Regions from separate parts of the Mus musculus genome. Here region 1 is linked to region 2. Evidence: chromatin loops called from intact Hi-C (ENCODE). Cell type or tissue: heart. All regions are shown on one strand.

Region 1 (5,000 bases), 120 kb before region 2:
GGCAGGCAGCAAGCTGGAAGTGAGTACTTCCAGTCCCCCTCCCCTCCCTGATCCCCAGCCTCACTGTTAACACGTTCTGCTGTGCCAGGTAGGGGGACTTGACAATACACCATGGTTTTAGGATGTGTTTGCAGGTTGGGTGAATTACTTATAGCTGAGCCTCCATTGGCTCTGTGGACTCTTCCCCCTCCCTACATTAACTGTCTTTCTGGCCCCTTGCTTCCCTAACTCCAGAGACAACTGGAAAATGAGCTCTGTCCTCTTTCAGCTTTTCTCCTTCTCGACCTTTGTCTCAGTTAACTTCTTCCTTGGAATCTGTTCCTCCCTGGATTTGAGAAGCCTTAAGCACCTTTTTTTTTTTTCTGATTTCCACTCTTCCCACCTTCCAATGGCATCCCTATGTCTAACCCTAGAAGCAAGGCTCCTCTTAGACTCTCCTGTCTCAGTCGTATTGTCTCCTCTCCACAGGTGTGCATCATCTCACTGAGGTTGATCTATTTCTAGAGTCATCCCACCCCACCCCCACCAGCACCTTGAACCACATAGCACTAGCTTCCTTGTCTCTCACTCCCCCCCCCCCCCACACACACACACTTTTTCCCCCTTTTCCCAGACACCAACCCTAAATTTCCAAACCCTTAAAACACATTTCCCCCTTGGAAGCTACATATGGTATAAGATTACCACTCCTACCAAAAGAGGAGCAGTGGGTTGGGGCGGATTAAATGTCTCCAGAGCTCAGGAAAAAAGACCCCTTCCTTCTCTCAGAACCTCCCATCTAGCCATGAGGCAGCCTGGCTCACCAGCCAGTCGCTGACTCAACTGCTGGCTCTCGCCCTGGACTCTGCCTCCGTGGCAGCCCACAGAAGCCAGGCAGTGTCCCTTCTACCTGCTCAGGCTTGCAACTAGGAATCTCTCATGAAGTCAGCTCCATCCCAGGCCTTTAAACCTGTCTGACTCACGTGCACCAAGCAACCAAGAGCCAACAAAGGCAGAATTCCAAGGTTTCTCAGTCCTCTGACCTCTTCAGGCACCCTCTCCTCTTCCCCTAACTAATGGATCTTATGTCAGATAAATATTTGTGTGACTCCAAGCTCTTCCAGAAAGGTGAAAATTGTCTGGCTTCTGCTCTGTCTTGTGCTGGCCACACTAGTACCAACCAGCTCTAGCCAGGGCTTCTTTGTGGAGGGAGAGTCATAATTAGCACCCACGCCCAGTCTTGTTCCGAGGGATGTATGTCCCCAAGTCTTGCATCAGCCTCTCAGCAAATTCCACATTCCCAGGTCTTCAGTTCTTCATTGCTTAGGAGTATCTCATGTCCTTCTCCCTTATGCCTAGGGCACAGATCTGCTGCTCTCCCCTCAGCACTGCTCTGGGCACAGGTAGCAGACCCGTATAGGTTTGTCTTTTGTACAAGGCACCTGGCTGCTCTCCTGGGGGGATGCTGATGGCACTGATAAATAAATAATGATGCTGACACTGACAGCCTAAATAAGTATGCTGTGTGCCGCTACAAGCTTCTCTGTCTTGCACTGGTAACACCACCTGAGTGTGGCTGGCCTCTTTTTCAGATGGGAATACTGCCACTCAGAAGAAAAGGGGAAATGGGCCTCACCATTTTAACCCTCTCTCCTCCTCTCCCTCCTCCTCCTCCTCTCCCTTACCTTCTTCCTCCTCTTCTTCCTCCTTCTCCTTCTGTCTCCCCCTCTCTTTTTCCTAATTCCTCTTCTCCCACCCCTCCCTAAGCCAAAATAAAACCTCTTTCAGCCCAGTTTACTGAGGAAACTTAAGTTTACAACACCTGGAATTGATCTCTAAAGATATCTTTCCCTACAGTCCGGCTGTCCTCTCTCATGTCCCTACTCCCTTCCTGTCTGGTTTCCATTCTTTCCAGTCCTGGTCTTTCTACTCTACAAGCATGTTCCCTGAGTGCCTCCCTGCCCTGGGTCTACCAGTATTTGCTAGTCCAGACCTTAAGTTGGTCTTGCTTCAATTCCATGTTGGATTTCCTCCTCGGTTGGTTTTTTTCCCCCCTGGTTCTCCTTTGCAGCTTCCTCCTCCCATCTTTGATTAACCCATCACCTGCAACTGGGTGGACTGGGAATGTTGACAGGGCTTGTATCAGCACTGATTGTACAGCAGATAGGTGTGGAGGCCTGAAGAGCAGGTTTGTCAGGGAGAAAAAGAAATGACTGAAAACAGGAAGCCAACCTAAAGGGGTAATGCTCAGCACAAAGAAGACAGAGAGATGACAGATAATAAAATACATTGATAACCCTTCTTCAGGAAAAAAGGTGCTGGACTGTGACTCTTTTGCCAGAAAAAAAAAAGTGAAGAAAATACATAAGCCAGAGGACCGTAGAGATGTGTGATCGCTACAGTTTACAAGAGCCCATGGAGCCCAGACCACAGGATGTGAAGAACTTTCTCTAATTCTCTAAGCCTTCTATTTGTGCCTCCCTGGTTAACAAGCATTTACAAAAACCCTTCTGGGAAGGACTGAAATTCTGTCTATTCAGCTCTTTCTACTTCAGTGCAGATCCTTGTTAAATAAACCTGGATGGCAGGGTAGTGAACTCATCTACAGCCTGCGTGCTGTTAGATAACCTCACTGGGATTTCTCTTTCCTCCTAGGATCAGCCCTTCCTGAGAACCTTCCGAAACAGTAACTACAAGTATCCTACCAAGCCAGCCATTGAGGTAACCTCTGACTCATGTCTGTGTCTCTTAGACACAAGTCAGTCCCACCTGCCAGGGACTTGGGGTGTGGTGCAGATTTCACTGTTAGTTTAAGCACAAGTATACCCATCTTACATACTGGGAATTGGAATGTACAAAAACACAAAAACAAAGCGAAACAATCTGGAACTAAGGCCCCAGAATAGTCCTGACTTGTTCTCAAGTTGCCCACCTGATGTCAGTGGCCAAGCAGAGCTTCCTCTCACTGAGATCAGTGTGCACTGACCTTTGCTGTCCTCAGAGACATTGTTTTCAATTAAACAGCTTAGCCTTACAAGATCAAGATAGCAGGGATAAGGAGAGGTAGGTATTAGTGTTGAGGGTGGGGCAGGGGGCATGAAGTGCCATCAACTTCCTGAAGGTGGAACCCTAAACTCAGTGGGAAGGAAGCTCTGTGCCAGGGGTGGGGCATGACAGGAAGCTGACGAATATCCATACCAACCCCCACTCTTACTGGGATCAATCGATCCCATTCTGAGCTTTCAGAGCCCTGTGGCTTTAAGGCTTGACACTCCAAAGATAGCTTGCCAGATCCTGGACCACACTACACCTTGAAGGACCTAGGTCTAGCCCAACAGGACAGAAAACAAAACATTTAACATCCACGCTGAAAGCTGGTGGGGATTCAGAGAAACATTGATGTGGTCCTGACCTGGGTAGTTAGGGTCCAATAAGAGTCCACAACTATTTAGTAAGCATCTAATATGTGTCACACACTATTTCAGGGAGTCAGAGTAGACCAAACAGATGGGATTTAGCTTTTACAGAGTCCCATCTGCTGAGTTGAGGCATCTAGGACATAGCTAAAACGATCCTTTAGGATAGGGACAGCAGTTGCTCAGAGGATGGAGACAACAGACAGAAAATGATGAGCCAAGGGAAGTGTGGCTGGTTCTGATGAAACATAATTGCTGAGCCTGTCTGAGATGGGGAGATTTGAACGGACACATGCAGGTCAAAAAGATGGCAGCTGCATGGAGGGCCAGAGAGAGCACAGAGGCTGGCAGCAGACAATAATTGAGGACGAGGAGGAAGGTGAGAGTGGCTGAAGTCGGGGCTTGTGAGTGTGGCTGGTGAAAAGCTAGGAGATCAAAGCGGTGCTCAGGGCCAGCCCACACAGAGCTGAGTGCCTGAGAATGGAGGTTAGGGTCCGGGCAGAGAGGCCCGGGGAAGCCATGGGAGGACCTCCCTATCTGCAGCCTTCTGGAGATGATTTCAGACATCAGTGCCTGGGGGAAACTTGCTTTTTAAGATAGGGTTGCACATGGTCCTGGCAGACCTAAAACTTGTTACATAGCCAAGGACAACCTTGAACCCCTGGTTCTCTTGCCTCCATTGCCTAAGTGCTGGATTGCAGGTATGTACCTCCACCGCTCCTAGCTTTTTAAGTCTTTGGTTTTTGAAATATGATCTCTGGGCTCTAAGTCACAATGATCCTTCTGCCTCAGCCTCCTAAATGCTGGGATTAGAGGCGGGAACTGCCACACCTTTCATAAGCCAACTGAAGCTCGGAGAATAGCCTCTGAGGAGGTGCCAAGAGGCTGTCAAGTGTGACATTCTGACTATTGCAGCAGTGTGGCTGGGAGCTGTCACCTCCAGGATCTCTGGGTTCTGACCCACCTTAACTCAAAGGAGTCAGGTTCTGCTTGAACCACTGACCAAATTCCTGTGTGACTGAGAGAGTCTTGTCAACCTGGCATTCATTTATTTCCCACCTCCTCATCAGACACTGAGAGGGGCAGCCACCATGCTGAGTAGGGGATGGGCAGTAGTGAGCAGGGAGGACCTGCTCTTCTGGATCTTTAGTCTCAGGGATTTTTCTTTCAGATATTGACCAACTTTAAAAAGGTTATGTGCTTGCTTTAATAGATTGTTGCTTAAAATAGGCAACATCAACACTATCTTCGTTACAAAGTGTTATTCTGTACCTACTTGGTGTACATACAGCAAGGTGGCAGTACCCTTGAAAGTCCCAGTTGAGTTCATAGCACAGTGTCCTTTCCTTTGTGACAGGTCCGATCTGTATGTGTCAACTCCAATAGAACATGCTTGACTATTAGAGAGTTCTATGATACTGGTGGCTCTAGAACTATCTTTTGTAGACTTACATTTCCCAAGTGCAACTTTCCCATCTGCCTGGTTTTTTAACTCCCATGAAACGTCTAAACAACTTGGTGACATCACTGTGATCTGCTGAGTAGGGCCATGGAATAAACTAACCTATTAGACAAAGCAAATGTTTAAGAGCATGTTTGAAGGCC
Region 2 (5,000 bases):
GTGCTGGGAATTGAACCCATGTCCTCTGCAAAAAAACAGGCAGTGCTCCTAACCTCTGAATCATCTCTTCAGTCCCTGTATTTGTTTTTAATTTATCCCAACTGCAAGCATTTATTATGTAGCTGAAGATGACCTTGGGCTTCTGGATCTTCTGCCTCCATCTCCCAGTTGTAGGGATTACAGGTCTCTTATGCCCGGTAAATGTGATTTTTATCCTCTAGGAACCGAGTGCAGTAGAGAAATGTTTAAAAATCACAAGATAAGAGAATTAAGCAATATAAGAAATCAATGAACAGAAAAGAACTATAGAAAAGTGGTATCCTGAGTGTATGGAGATGTCGGGAGCGTGTAAAATCTTATTGCTGTTGACTGAGGCCCACTTTGAATCCTGTTTCTTCTAGGGTCACCTGGCGAATCAGCGACTCTGGTGATGTGATACAGAGCCCTTGATCTGCAATGTCAATCTTTTTCAACAGAGAAGTCTCTTATCTCCAGCACACCTGGGTTTCCAACATAGGCAACTGAAACCCACGTTTCCGGGTTAGCGGAAATACGAGCAATTGTTTTGAAAACCAGTGACTGAAACCTAGAAAAGAAAAGCAAGGCGGGAAGAACGCAATAGTTAACTCTGCGGAACCACCAGGCCCTGGGGAGCAGGGAAGGAAGGTCATTCCAGCCTACGCCGGCTCTGCGTTCACAAGCAAGGCAGGCTCCGCCCTGCGCCTGCGTAGTGGCGACTGTTCGTTGCAGTGGAACGCCTGAGAGAGGGAATCGCTCCTGCGCGTTAGCAACCGCGGAGGGGAGGGCGGGGAGCTGGAGAGGCAGGAAGGGGACGTGGCGCGCGTGCGCGCAGTTCGGCGCGGCTAGGCGGCCCGCAAGGGCGGAGGGGAGGGAGTGACGCTGAGGGCGGGGCTGTCCGTGGCGCTGCCGAGCTTTGCGGAGCTGGGCGGTGCCGAGGAGGAGGTGGAGGAGGCGGTGGCGGCTGGGGTCTGACGCGGCCCGGTTCCTGACGCGGCCCGGTTCCTGGGGGCCTGCTTGTTTATTTATTTATTTCCAGTGGGCGCCGCCAGCGTGTGCGCGCGCTGTCGCTGCTCGGCGGGGAGGGGGTGGGGGGAGGGCCCGCGCCCGGGGGGAGTTGGAGCCGGGGTCGAAACGCCGCGTGACTCGTAGGTGAGAACGCCGAGCCGCCGCCGCCGCCGAGAAGCCCTGTTAACGCTTTAGGGAGGAGAGTCTGGTGCCGACAAGATGGCGGACGGGGAGCTGAACGTGGACAGCCTCATCACCCGCCTGCTGGAGGGTGAGTGCGGCGCCGGCTCGTCTCCCCACCCGGCCGCGGGGCCCTTCCCGCTCGAGCTGAGGTCGGAGAGGAGGGCAGGCGGGCGGGCGGGCGGGCGGGCCGGGTGCCCCAGGAGGCCAGGAGCGCGGGCTGGCGGGCGGGCAGGCGGGGAGGCCGGGCCGAGCGAGGCCGGAGGCCCATCGGCTGGTACAGTCTTCCCGAGAGGCGGCCGGGCTCCGCTTGGCCGCTGTGCTGGCCTCTGCAGACCGTTCCGAAGAAGGGGCGAGGATGCCTGCCGCTGGGCTTTGTGTGTCCGTGGAATGTGTATTTCTCGGTTCTCTTTGTGCGTTGCCCTTGGCAGCCTCCGATGGTCGTTCCGGTAGTGAATTTTACATAAAACCTTCCCAGTAAGGCTCTCGGATCGTTTGCATTTTACTGGATGCTCTAGAAAGAATTAGGGAGAGGATACGATGACTAGTTTACCATTTATTATCTGGAGTATAAAAAAACAGTAAAAATCCTGAATCAGGTTAAAGACGTCCGTTAGAAATACGAAACGCCCGGATACATGTGCTGAAGGGGTTGATTTGGGGGCTTTTTTTTTTTTTTAAACATGTTTGAGCCGAGTTTAATTTCTGCACAAACTTAGCAAATGTCTGTTGTGAATAATCTCTTGAGCTTAAAAGGTATTTTACAAGTGTTCTCAGCATTTGAAGTTCCGGGTTCTTATGCTTTTATCGATTAGTTTTGTGTTGGTGGGAACATAAGGAGAAAAGAGGAGATGGAGAGGCCAGTAGTTAAATGTATTGGTCCGTTGGGGGATACTGTTCGAAGTTAAAGGCGGGTCTTGGTCAAAAGAACCCTTTTACGCTATAAAATTTGCGTCGTCACTAATTGTGGAGTGTGTAAAAAAGAATTGCGTTTTTGAGTGGTTAAGAGTCCTTTTTGTCAGCCTCCTAATGAATGCGTGTGTTTACTACAGCGAAGCTGTTTGTGTTTGGAATTTTACCAAAGAGCGTGGAGAGGGGTGACTTTTCTTTAACTAGTTAAAGTACGAAGTATTTATTCTCTGTTTAAAACAACAACAACAACAAAACAACTCTGTTTATATGCTCCAGATGTAAAAGCTTTCCAGCAGCCTTAAGGCTGAGAAAAAGGCAGAACTTTTACCAGGAACTCTTTCTTATTTACCTTCTCCTTTAGTATCAAGTTATTCCTGGGAGGCCCCCTGGTGCTTGCTGTGTTTACTGCTTGGGATTTTGTGGTCTTTAATTGATAGAAACATCTTGCTGGGTCTGTGAGAAATTTGTTTAGTTAAAAAAAATTTATGCTTGTAGTACATGGCTGGCTCTATTAGGGAAATATAGTTATTTTAAATCTTTATATCTTGTTACTCTTCGGAGAAGGGGAATTTAAGCCCACCACTGTTTTCATATAATCTAAATTTTAAATTAAATTTGGATCAGATTTTATCGCAGTTTATTAATATTTTTAATTTTTCATAAATACCTTATAGCAGATGCATGTATTTTAAACCGATCTAGAAGCCTTTAAATCAAATGTACTTCTATACAGTTACAGATGCTTAAATACAACTAATAGAGTGGGAGTTGTAGAGAAAAAGGGGAAAGTAGCCTGAGCTATATCATTGTTAAATATTTGGTTCTATCATCAGTCACCAGCACCCACCAGTCCCCCCTTCTTGGGTAAGAATACGTTCTTTTTTTCTAATATAGCAAGTGTTTATTGACTGCACTGCCAGGCACCAGGAGTCAAAGATAAGGCTCACTCCTCACTCAAGCAGCTCAGTATAAACAAGTGGCTTCTCAGTGTGTGCTAGCCTTCCTGCTCTTCCTGCTTTGAATGTACAATTTATTAGTAGTTTTGTTACATTCTTGTTCCTTAATCCAGACGAAGACTGCTTTTGTTGTTACTCTAAAATATTACCAGTCCCTCCTTCCCTCCCCAAGCCTAAACCTGTTCAAATAAATTTTGAAGTCTTGGATTTTCTAGTGAGTAAATTCAATCTTGAAAAAAAAATTTTTTTTGAGACAGGGTTTCTCTGTACCTGGCTATCCTGGAACTTGCTCTGTAGACCAGGCTGCCTCAAACTCTGCCTCCCCAAATACTGGGAATTAGAGACATGCACCACCTCTGCCGGGCAGCCTACTTTAGTTTTCAGTATTACATGCTAATTTAACTCAAATTCAAGTGGTGCTATTCTGTAAAGTTGCCTCGCAGAACAGAATAACCTGGTTATATATTTTGTGCGTCCTAAATGAAAGTGAACATTAAAAGATACATAATTATAGTTAAAGATGTCTAGGTTATATATTTTGTGTGTCCTAAATGAAAGTGAACATTAAAAGATATGTAATTATAGTTAAAGACGTCTATCCATAGCAAGACTACAGTTAGTGGTCATTGTATTGAAAGTGTGAAGAGAACCTTCGAGAATGTGTGCTCTAAGGACCAGTATGATAAATATGACATCCTTGGTAGATAAAATGTGTGGATTCAGTGTGTTCAGCCATTTCACAGTGTATGCACTTAAAATATGTGTTCCTAAAAGATGCAGTGTTGTCTATCAATTAAAGATTGCTTTTGGCTGGGCAAAAAGTTGTGGCTTTAATCCCAGCACCCAGTAGGCTGAGGCAGGCAGATCTCTGAGCTCTAGACCAGCAAAACACAACAGGAAAAAAACCTTGCTTTTGTAAAAATGTTTTTTTGCATTAAGAGAAAAAAATTGATCAGAACCTAGTCTCATTTTAAAGTGTTTACTTTATGTTACAGTTTATTCATTTAAAAATATATTAAACTCTGATGGCCAGTTAAGTGCACTCACTTTCAGTAACTACTTTTTATGTTACTTTGTTCGATGTTAGACCATTTAAATAAAAAGACTAGAACATTGTTTGGACTGGGTGTGCTTCTCCAGTATTATTTTCTTGGTTTAAGTTTTACTTACAACTAAACAATAACTGTTTTGCCATCTGTAGTGACCCTACTATAGTCTTGTGATTTATCATAATTGATTACATAAGTTCAGATTAGTTCTGTGAGTGAGCTAGAAAGCCTGCCTAGTAAAAGGTTTTGCTTAGAGTGGTTGTTCTCTAGATATTTGAAGAGGAAGTGGGAGTCACCTGGGGGCCTTAGGTAACATTCCAAATGAGTTTATTTTGAAAGAAGTCAAAAGTAAGTAGAATCCTGATACTTTGTGAAAGAGAATCAAATGGTGCCCTTGGAGGCCAGAAGATGCCCTAGAACTGGAATTACGATGTGATGAGCCGCCCTGTGGGTGCTGAGATTTGAACCCAGGTCTTCTGCAAGAACAGCCAGGCTCTTAACGGCTGAGCCATTGCTCCAGCCCAAACCTTCCCTTTTAAAGACAACTTTGAGATGCAGTTCATATCCCACATGGTTTGCCTATTGCTGCTGTGTTAGTCAGTGAGTTTTAGTGTGTCCACAGTGTTTTGCAGCTATCACCACTGTCAGCTTTAGAACATTCTCCCTCCCTTCCACCTCCCCCCACCCCCACAAGCCCTGTTTCTTTTTTCTTCATCTGTCTCCCTCTAGGCAGTAGAGCGGATCGGATCGTTAATCTGCCTTCTTTCTCCAGATTTGCCGGTTTATGCACATATTATGTAAATGAAAGTGTATATAATGTGGTCTTTTGTGACTAATTTTCTTTTGAGTTTTTTGAGTTCAAGTTTTTGAGACAAGG

What was found. A loop is a pair of places that touch in the nucleus more often than their neighbours do. Peaks named below come from ENCODE experiments on the same cell type or tissue, not always from the same donor. Only the 100,000 strongest peaks of a DNase experiment are listed, where the experiment ranks them.
Region 1: it touches region 2 in a loop (3.0-fold over the local background); 19 of 42 quality-filtered maps call a loop at or near these places.

Annotation. Positions count from the first base shown.
Region 1 is chr5:32,335,436-32,340,435 of GRCm38, forward strand. It overlaps Plb1 (phospholipase B1), which reads left to right. Exons shown (of 59, transcript NM_001081407.1): 45 at 2,635-2,700. All of the region lies in intron 1 of Gm36840 (a long non-coding RNA gene), which reads right to left. Among named protein-coding and RNA genes, the nearest start is that of Gm36840, 17 kb to the right of the region's middle. In heart, a CTCF peak has its summit at 3,081 (motif pointing right); no DNase peak of the experiment used is centred here; H3K4me3 peaks cover 347 bases; H3K27ac peaks cover 2,599 bases.
Region 2 is chr5:32,458,111-32,463,110 of GRCm38, forward strand. Ppp1cb (protein phosphatase 1 catalytic subunit beta) reads left to right here and starts at 860. Exons shown (of 8, transcript NM_172707.3): 1 at 860-1,297. The coding sequence starts at 1,246. In heart, CTCF peaks have their summits at 1,286 and 2,503; a DNase peak (open chromatin) is centred at 841; H3K4me3 peaks cover 3,398 bases; H3K27ac peaks cover 2,816 bases.